2 separate regions of the Homo sapiens genome follow, and region 1 is linked to region 2. A link is a loop called in an ENCODE intact Hi-C map of the cell type or tissue named here. Cell type or tissue: gastrocnemius medialis. All regions are shown on one strand. Each heading gives the region's core, and the rest is flanking DNA. Links, peaks and the distances in the headings are about the cores only. Region 1 overlaps ERCC6L2 (ERCC excision repair 6 like 2). Region 2 has its middle 100 kb from the start of LINC00092.

Region 1 (4,392 bases), core at 77-4,076, 120 kb before region 2:
TTAGGAAACAAATCATTTATAAAGTAGGAAAGCAAGCTTAATGGGACCAGAATTTCTGGGTGGTGTTAAGTTCCCATTTGAGAATAATTTCAGGAAAATCATCTGTCCAGTATGCACATTTTATTCAGCAAGCTTCAGTTGCTCTGTTGCAGAAACAAGTAGAAAGATGGCTGGGTCTGACCAGGGGTTAGAATGGAGGGAGAGAGAAGCAAGGAAGCTGAAGAATGTTTGTAAAGGAGTGATTATAAAGTTAAACCTAAGCTGGACAAGGGAGGCTGATGGATAGTGTAAAAGCACAAGAGTCAGTGAATTTGAGGACTTGAGGTTACCAGCATATCCCCCAGCATTGCTGTTGTGGGCAGTCATCAAGCAGCTGAGCTGGAGCCTTAGATGACTAAGTCAGGGACATGGAGGTTGAGCTGTTGATGGTAATGACAATGGCAATTTATAAACTTGGGAGTAGGGGCTAACATGGAGTTAAGATGAGTTTGGAGGTGAGCTAAAGAAAGTGGTGGGCCAGATATGGGTGGGACATCCACATGGATATTGATGTTATCAAGAATGATGGCAAGAGATGGGGTGGGAAGCAAGATTAATCCAGGATCTTGAGAGTTTAGCTGCTAGCAGGAAGCAATGAAGGGGTCACTGAAGATTGAGGAGAGAACAGTTTAGCTGGATGGCATAAATGTTAAAGAGGGGAAGGAGTTTTCTGAGAAAAGAATGGTCTGGAAGCAGCATTGTCTAGAAGCACTAACCCTGAGGTTGGAGAGCTGTGAGATGCAAGAGCCTTGCCTTGCAAGGGCCGCATGGGAAGAGGCAATATCAGCAGAGCACAGGACCATTCAGCATAGAAGCAGAAGACTCGGGGGACTCTTGGTTCCAGGGGCACGGAGGGATGGCTTGGAAGGGTGAGGGATTGGATTAGATCAAGATGTACAGTAGGAGGAGATGAGAGGCCAGTGGTAATGGATGACAGAAGTGAACAGGGATGGGAGGCATGGTTGGACTGGTCCTGCTGGCTTCTGGGGGCAGTGGGAAATGTCTCTGGGTTCAAAGTACTTCCTGCAGGGGTTTGGCGACTCCCAGGCAGCTGGTTCCTCAGCTGCCCAGGGAAGAGCTGGCCCCGCAGCTCTTTGGAGTGCTGGCGTGGCTGGTTGGAGTATGGCTCTCAGCTCTCTGCAGTTGCAGAGAAAGGTGACCACCTTCCACACTGCCACACAGTGTACCTACCCACAGAACAGATCGGCAACAAGGATTTTTGCAGAGTGTGCCTTTTCACTTTGGGCAAATATTTTGCCAGGAGACTGACCATATACCTTTTTTTCCCTAAGTTTGCATGCGTTCTCTGTTCTCGATCGCCTCCAAGAGCCATGTTGGGACACTGGTTTGTTCTGTTCTGGGCTTCAATGTCAGTGCAACTTTAATATCTTCCCTAGATATATTGTATGCTGCTTATAGTCCTTTTTCATCTTCTTTGCTCACCAGTGCCTTCTTAAAAGGTGGTTTTGAAGCTGCCTCTTCAACCTCATGATCAGTAAGTTTGGAGGGGGACTCCTTTGTTGACTGGTAGTCTCTGAGTGAATTATCTAGCTTTCTTTTCCATGTATTTGTGACCTTACAGAGATTAGGGAACTTTGCAGGTGTTAATTCTTTGTGCCCTCTGAGTCAGAAGACTAAGAAATGGAAGTTCTTCCCCATGTTTCTCAATGAGTCGTCCTTCAATGCTCATGAATTTCATTATGTCACAACCTGCACCAGGGAGCAGTGAGGCATGATTGAATCCTTCCTCAATGAAACTTCACATTATAACATATGAGGTCATTTCAGAAAAGGTTGTGATGAGCTTAAACTGACTTATGAAGGCACACCCAGTGACCCCAAGGTTAGGGTCGGTACCAAGTTGAAAGAGTAATCGTGTTATCTTGATGTCAAGACCCTTGCTAGCTAGTCATGCTGCGGCTTCGTTGAAGTCACATGCTGGGTTGAGTTTGACAGAGGTTGTGGTGCCTCCTGGCTTGACAGCTGAGAGTAGAGCACTGAATCTTTTGTTTATCTGCTGCATCAGGTTACAGCTGGGTTTGCACACAGCATTATAGATAAGCGAGAAAGCAGCCTTCACAGCCTTGCACTTGGTGGTAACATTACCCATTTTTCCAGTCAGGTATGCACCATGGTGCTATTTTTATTTTGCCTTTCTCTCCAACAATTGATCTGTCCAGCCTGATGAAATCCTTCAGCTCCGGCACCAGATCAGATGTTGCAATCAGCATTGTGAAAGTGACTGATACAGCACCTGCTGTGGTCGGGGAGTTTGCTTTTGGAATGGACACAATGCTGTACAGCATGCTGCATACGCATCTTGAGCCGTGGGCAGAGCGATGACAGACTCGTCAGCTTCGTTGAGTTCTAGTGGCATGTTCAAGTGTTTCAATCACTATGTGCCTTATTGGCTTTGGTTACCAATTAGGGATGTAGAAGTAAAACTGTCCAACCATGTACATTTTACCACCCTCTTTTCCATTAACTGTCCTAGTCAATCAGAATCAAGACTGCACCTCCCTCTACTGCAGTCACATGATCATCTGAATGAAGTGTTCAGTCCTCCTCTCCTTCCGGAAGCTTAGGCAGACAGAAGATGAATTTAGGTGTGTTCCACCTCCCTTCCTCCAGAAAGAGAGAGGATTTTGAATTGTATCCATGATACATAACTGCTTTTGATACACTTGCTGAAAGATACATATCTTTGGTTTCTTTTTTTCCCCCTTTCCCTAAGTGGGTTATGGAAGTCTACTCTAGTTAACTAACTTTTCTTCACAAACTGGCTGGCTTATGCCCCCTGTTTGTACCCTGCAGTTCCTTAAATTCTTAGAGAAAATTCTGAAGGCCCAGAATTAGGAAAGCCAGTTAAAAGGCAGAAATAAAGTGAATGATAATTATAGCTTATCCTGTAAGCAGCAACCATGTGGCATAGTGTACTTGCAGACTACTCAGATAAAATGAGGTTAGAAGCAGCTCTCCTCCCAGAGGTGACAGCTCACAGGGTCACGGGTGAGGTCGTGGTTTCAGCACAGCAGAGGTGAAGTTACTTTGGCAGTTGCTGAGACACCACCAAGCCTTGGATAAATAAAAGACATCAGCTTGTAACCTTGCCAATCACTTAATCTTTACAAACACAAATATTTAATAGAAGGGCCATGAAAATGGATTTGAAGATGAAAAATAGACAGAATAATATCTCATTACTTCATGTGAAGTGAAAACTGGAACCTCTTAAGAACATGCTTGTTACTTTCCAACAAGAACATTGGCAATTTCCAGGACAGAAAGTTGGAGTCATGTGTATGTGTTACTAAATATTCTGTTGGAGATGAAAGTGGCTGTTGATCAAGCATGTATAGTATCTGGATTTCGGGAAGTTAACAAGACAGTGTAGTGAGGACTAGAAGCCACAGGCCCATCTGAAGCCACAAAAGAAAGTTGTGAGTGTGCTTTATGGTCTGCCCCTAAAAGCAAAGGAAACACAAACTATGTAACCTGGTCTACGTGGCAGAAAGAAAAGTGGCATTGAAGCTCCTACTAACATACATTAAAAGTAATTTTTTTAATGCTAAGGATTCTCTGTTTTGCATAGGATAAAATTCAAACTTCTAAACTTGGCCTACGGACCCCCTATGATTTTTAGCCTCTTCCTTGCAGTTTCTCCTGCCCCTCTGTGAACCAGGTCATCTTGGACCTGAGCCTGTACATGCACCCTCTCCCCCTGGGAGACTTCCTCACTCATCATTACCTGACTGACTTGTCAGGAAGAGACACCCTTTCTATCCACCTTGCCTACCACCAATCACTGACCTAGGTTCCCTTTCTATGAATGCCAGTAGTGCCCCATATTTACCTCATGGTAAATTTACATTATGGGTTTATCACTCTATTCTACTTTGATTTTCATGCATTTGTCTAGCCCAAGTAAACTGTAAACTCCTTGAAGATAGGAAACGGAGTCTTATTTGCTGTTATATAGTTCCTGCTATAGTGCTTAGCACATAACAGGCTCTATAAATATTTGTTAAGTGAATAAATAAATGAATGTTTTAAGGAACTATGGTGTAAAATATAATTTCTAAAACTTTAGGACTTTTAATCAAGTGCTGCTGCACTCACTATCTATGACTTTTGTTCAAAGGAGTATTTATAAACATTGAGCTGTTCTATCTCATGGCCCAAACTCATCATCAGCAAAGCAATACCCATTGTCTTAGTCTGCTTGGATTGCCATAACAAAATACTATAGACTGGGTGGCTTAAACAACAGAAATTCGTGTCCACAGTTCTGGAGGCTGGATGGCCAACAACAAGAAGTTAGCTGATTCAGTTTCTGGTGAGGGCCCTCTTCCT
Region 2 (4,392 bases), core at 277-4,276:
GGACAGTCTAAGGTGGTCATTTTGATGTAAGTATTTCAGGTGCTTTCTAAGCAATGCACATTATTAACATTACCCTAGTGAGACACACTTTTGCTGCCTGCGTTATTTCAGATCTGCACATAGTTTTATTCATATGTAATGCTTATATAACAAAAAATACAACAGTTTTTTTAAATGTCTGTTAAAGCTGAAGGTGTTATTTGCCCCTCCAAAATTTCATTTTCAGCAATATAAATTCTATCAAATACAGAGAGAATCGTTAGACATGTGATTGCACTCTAAGCTGAGAATAAAGGATTGCATCATGACCCAAATATTTGTTAGAACCACAGCAGCTAACATGGTATGTAATATGTTCAACATATCCAGTCAAAATGACAACTCCTCTGGATTCAAAAAGAAACCAAGTGGTCATGGGTCACCTGGAGTATTATCTGCTCAGTACATTCCTCACAGGGCCTTGCCATAGGGCCTAGCCTTGGCGGGAGGGCGCCACACACAATCCAGGCCCATGGAGTCCTCCCCTGGGATCAGAGGTGGAGGAGTAGCCCTCTCTTTTCCTTTGGAACACAAGTTGTACAGATGTCATGTCAGAGCATTTTCCTCCATGTCCCCTGCAGCAGCAGGAAGCTTAGATAATAACATTAATAATTTACGACAGGCCAGGCCCTGTACTAAGGATTTCCCCTGTATTAAATTACTTAATCCTTACAGCAACCTTTAGAGGCAGGTTCTAATGAGATCCCCATTAAACAGATGCACAAACTGAGGCACAAAGACACAGCTTGTAACTGGTGGAACCAGATTTCCAAATCCAAGCTCTCTATCAATACAGAGAACAGAAGCCAGAAATGAGGACACGCGACTTGAGTCACTTTCAATGGAGAAAATTCTCACTGGTTCGCAGCCCTGACTGATATACACATCCTGTCTAAAACATAAGCTAAGAACTCTTCTCAACTTCCTTGTTAATTGGAAGAAAATGGGTATTACTGATGTCACTGGTGCCAAAAATCAGAGAGGCTGAGGTGCAGAATGTTGAACATCAAGTGTGAAATAGGGAATTGGGCACCCAAGAACACACTTGGGCCACCTCCCTCACTCTGGGTGAGGGCATATCTGTATGGGATGCAGCTACTGCCAAGGATGGCAGACAGAAAGAACGAACCTGGGTTCCCAAGGCTGTCATTTGAGATGTGAAATTAACCAGCCTCAGAGCCATCCATCTGGACTTATGCTTGTATTCGATGTTTTCTTGTCATTTGGAGTTGGGGGTTTATATTAGCTGTAGCCAAAAACATCCTGATACTCCTGTATTAGGAGCTTATACTGTATAAGGAATATATAGTTTACAGAAAACCATATATGTGTGTATACACACACATATAGATTCATTTCAAGCCCTGAAAACTCAGTTTCTTCCTCTGAGAAAAATGGGCCCAAAATACCCATTATTAGATTGGTTATGAAAGAAAGGGGTGTGTGTAGTACATGAAACAGTTCAGACTCAGTCCATAGCAGGTCATGTTATAGGTAAGAATACACTGCCATCCCTGATCTGTGTAACCCATTTAAGCTAACATAGGTGCACAATGCATTCAACTTGAGGAAAGCAAATACTAGTGTAATATTTGGTTCTGTGACAAGTGCGGGGGGTGAGGGGCATGAGGATTGAGGTCAGAAGGGTCCCCTGCTGGCACTCAACTCATTGCACCACGCAGCACACCTCAACATCAAGCCCTCGCTCGAAATGATGGTTTCTATCAAGTGTGAGAGAATAGTCACAAGATTTATTTCTGGAGAACTAAACAATTATAAACTTGAGGTTTACCATGAATCAAGTGTACACACACCACATTTTCTTCCAGATGGGCTATGCAGCTAGAACCCAAATTGGGAAGGCCCAGAAAGTTGCTAATCCTAGTCCAGACCCCAGCCCAGGTGGGAATGCCTTGCAAGCAAAGTCTCTGGTGTAATTAGCAAATGTCACAAAGGGGTGGGATCTGGTTCCTTTGTATTTATTTCATCAGACAGGCTGAAACGGGAATAGGAAATGAAAAACACACTTTCAATTCAACCTCAGAGGGTCCCCTACTTTCTGACTAAGGCACATTCCTTGGAGGAGGCTGGAGAAGAGGCACCGCTGCTCACAGCAGCCCAGTGTATTCATCTCTGCTTTGATACCGTTCAAAAAAATAAGCAACTTCAACTTTTGAATGGAATAATTTTCTCTGATGATTTGGCCTGTGGGACTACGGATTCATACACGTGGCTCTAGAAAAGGCCTAGAGTTTACCCTATGGCTTCTTTGGGGACTTTCCATCCATACACCAGGTGGCTTGGTGGGGCTGTCAGTCACAGTCCCTCCTCTACCAGGGAGCAGATCCAGGTCCCACATGGGGCAGAACACCCCAGGCCCGGGTTTACTTCAGGGGTGGGTGAGCAGCTGAAGCTGAACTCTCCAGGGCTCTTCTGGAGAGCAGAGGTTGATACTGGTGACTCCAAGATGTATTTTGTCAGGACTGCATAGCATTTCCCAAAGCAGAAACTTTTGTTTTAAAAAATCCAGCTTTCTGGCTTTTCTTGAGAGCTGGAGGTTCTGACAACAGTGGACTACATCTCTGGAATGCTGTGACTGGGCCACAGAATCTGCACTTGTCACAGCACCCAGACACATTTCTACTTCCCGTGGAGCCCTGTGACCTGCTCTGCAGAGCCAACTGGGGAGACTGCCCTTGGCCTGGAGTCGCTGGGCAAGGAGGCTGTCCAGCAGGGGCTTCCAGGCACTGCCTTTCTCCCTGCAGGAAGCAGTAGGAGAAAATGGAATAAGTTCAGAGGATGCAGGTCTCAGAACTGAGTTGGAGCAGGGCTTAGGGACTCAGCTGGGCTTTGCCGCTTTCTAGCTGTGACTCTTGCTTCTCAAATTCTCCATCTGCAAAATGGCCTGAGGATAGAACCTGTGTCATGAGTTGGTGAGGGTTAGATGCAGGGACTTGTGTGATCTGTGCCCCATGCTCAATACATATTAGCTTCCACTGTTACCACTTGAGTCCCTGAGCCATCCCCGAACTGCCCAGCTACAGAAGCCCAGAAAGGTCCTTTTCTGTTTAAGCTAGTGTAGGGCCTTCTGCCACTCACAAGTTTAATAGCCATCAACACAACCTACAAATCTTTTTCTCCAAAAATTGCTGGCCAGGCACAATGGCTCACAGCTGTAATCCCTGTGCTTTGGGAGGCCGAGGCAGGAGGATCACTTGAGGCCAGGTGTTTGAGACCAGCCTGGGCAGCAGAGCAAGACCCTATCTCTACAAATAATAATAAGATAAAACAAGTAGCCAAGGGTGGTGGCATGTGCCTATAGTTCTAGCCGCTTGGGAGGCTAAGGTGGAAGGATCACTTGAGCCTAGGAGTTGGGGGCTGCAGTGAGCTATGATTGTGCCACTGTACTCCAGCCTGGGTGACAGTTGAGACCCTGTCTCTTTAAAAAAAATGCTGTTATTAAGCTTCCTAGGAAGGGAGACAACTTGTAGCCGCTTATTGAAAAGACCCCAGAGGGCTATGGCTTCACATTCGTGGATAGGATTTGAGGATCCAAACACCTGATAAGTCTCTGTCCCTCCTTTTCTCACGAGAGCCTGACAGATGACCCATGTGATTTCAATTTGTTCTTACACAAGCAAGGAGCAAATACTACACTTTTTTTCTCTTAAAAGCAACCTGTAAAACAAAGGTGCTGGGAGGACGCAACTGAAAAGAATGTTTGCACCCGGCTGTCAGGGGTTGTGTTTCTCGGCAGGCAGCCCTGTTTTCTGTTGCAAGCGCTATTGGTTCTATGCATCAGCAGAATCCATTTCAGGGTGCAGACTCCTGGCAAATCCTCGTGGCATTTGGGGCTTTCTGCCATTGGGAGTGACTGTGTGTATAGGAGTCCCTCCTCCCCAACGTGTGACTGAGCGCCAAAGCCCGCCATGGGTGCATTTGCAACTTCTCAAAGGAAGTAAAGACAGCCCTTAAAAGGAACCAGTGCTTGTTCTTGGGATGTTTACAGTGAAGTAACCCCTATGTCATTTTCCCTCGCAGGGAGGTCTTTCCTTGATTGCTAATAGTCTGTGTACTTTAGCCATGTGTGGCGCAGCCCATGGCCGCGGCCCGAGCAGCCAGGCCCCCTCCGCCCCGCAGCTTTCTTTCAACTGCACAGAACACAGCGAGGCTGTGCCGGCCTGGCCCACCCAGGGAGCCGCCACAGAGTTCTCATGCAGGGGACCTCCCGGCAGTCTCCCCTCTCCCTGACCAGCCAAGGCCCGCCGTTCCCCTCGGAAATGGCTCAGCGGCCCTCCTGACCTCCTGCTCAGGACACCTTCTTGCACCTTCCACCCCAGGTCTGCGGCATGG

The links. Peaks named below come from ENCODE experiments on the same cell type or tissue, not always from the same donor. Only the 100,000 strongest peaks of a DNase experiment are listed, where the experiment ranks them.
Region 1: it touches region 2 in a loop (2.5-fold over the local background); 1 of 110 quality-filtered maps calls a loop at or near these places.

What each region holds. Positions count from the first base shown.
Region 1 is chr9:96,006,833-96,011,224 of GRCh38, forward strand. All of the region lies in intron 18 of ERCC6L2 (ERCC excision repair 6 like 2), which reads left to right. Among named protein-coding and RNA genes, the nearest start is that of LINC00092, 13 kb to the right of the region's middle. In gastrocnemius medialis, for the core only: no CTCF peak of the experiment used is centred there; DNase peaks (open chromatin) are centred at 1,989 and 2,309; H3K27ac peaks cover 1,151 bases.
Region 2 is chr9:96,122,563-96,126,954 of GRCh38, forward strand. No RefSeq gene overlaps it. Among named protein-coding and RNA genes, the nearest start is that of LINC00092, 100 kb to the left of the region's middle. RefSeq lists an enhancer at 4,221-4,392. In gastrocnemius medialis, for the core only: no CTCF peak of the experiment used is centred there; no DNase peak of the experiment used is centred there.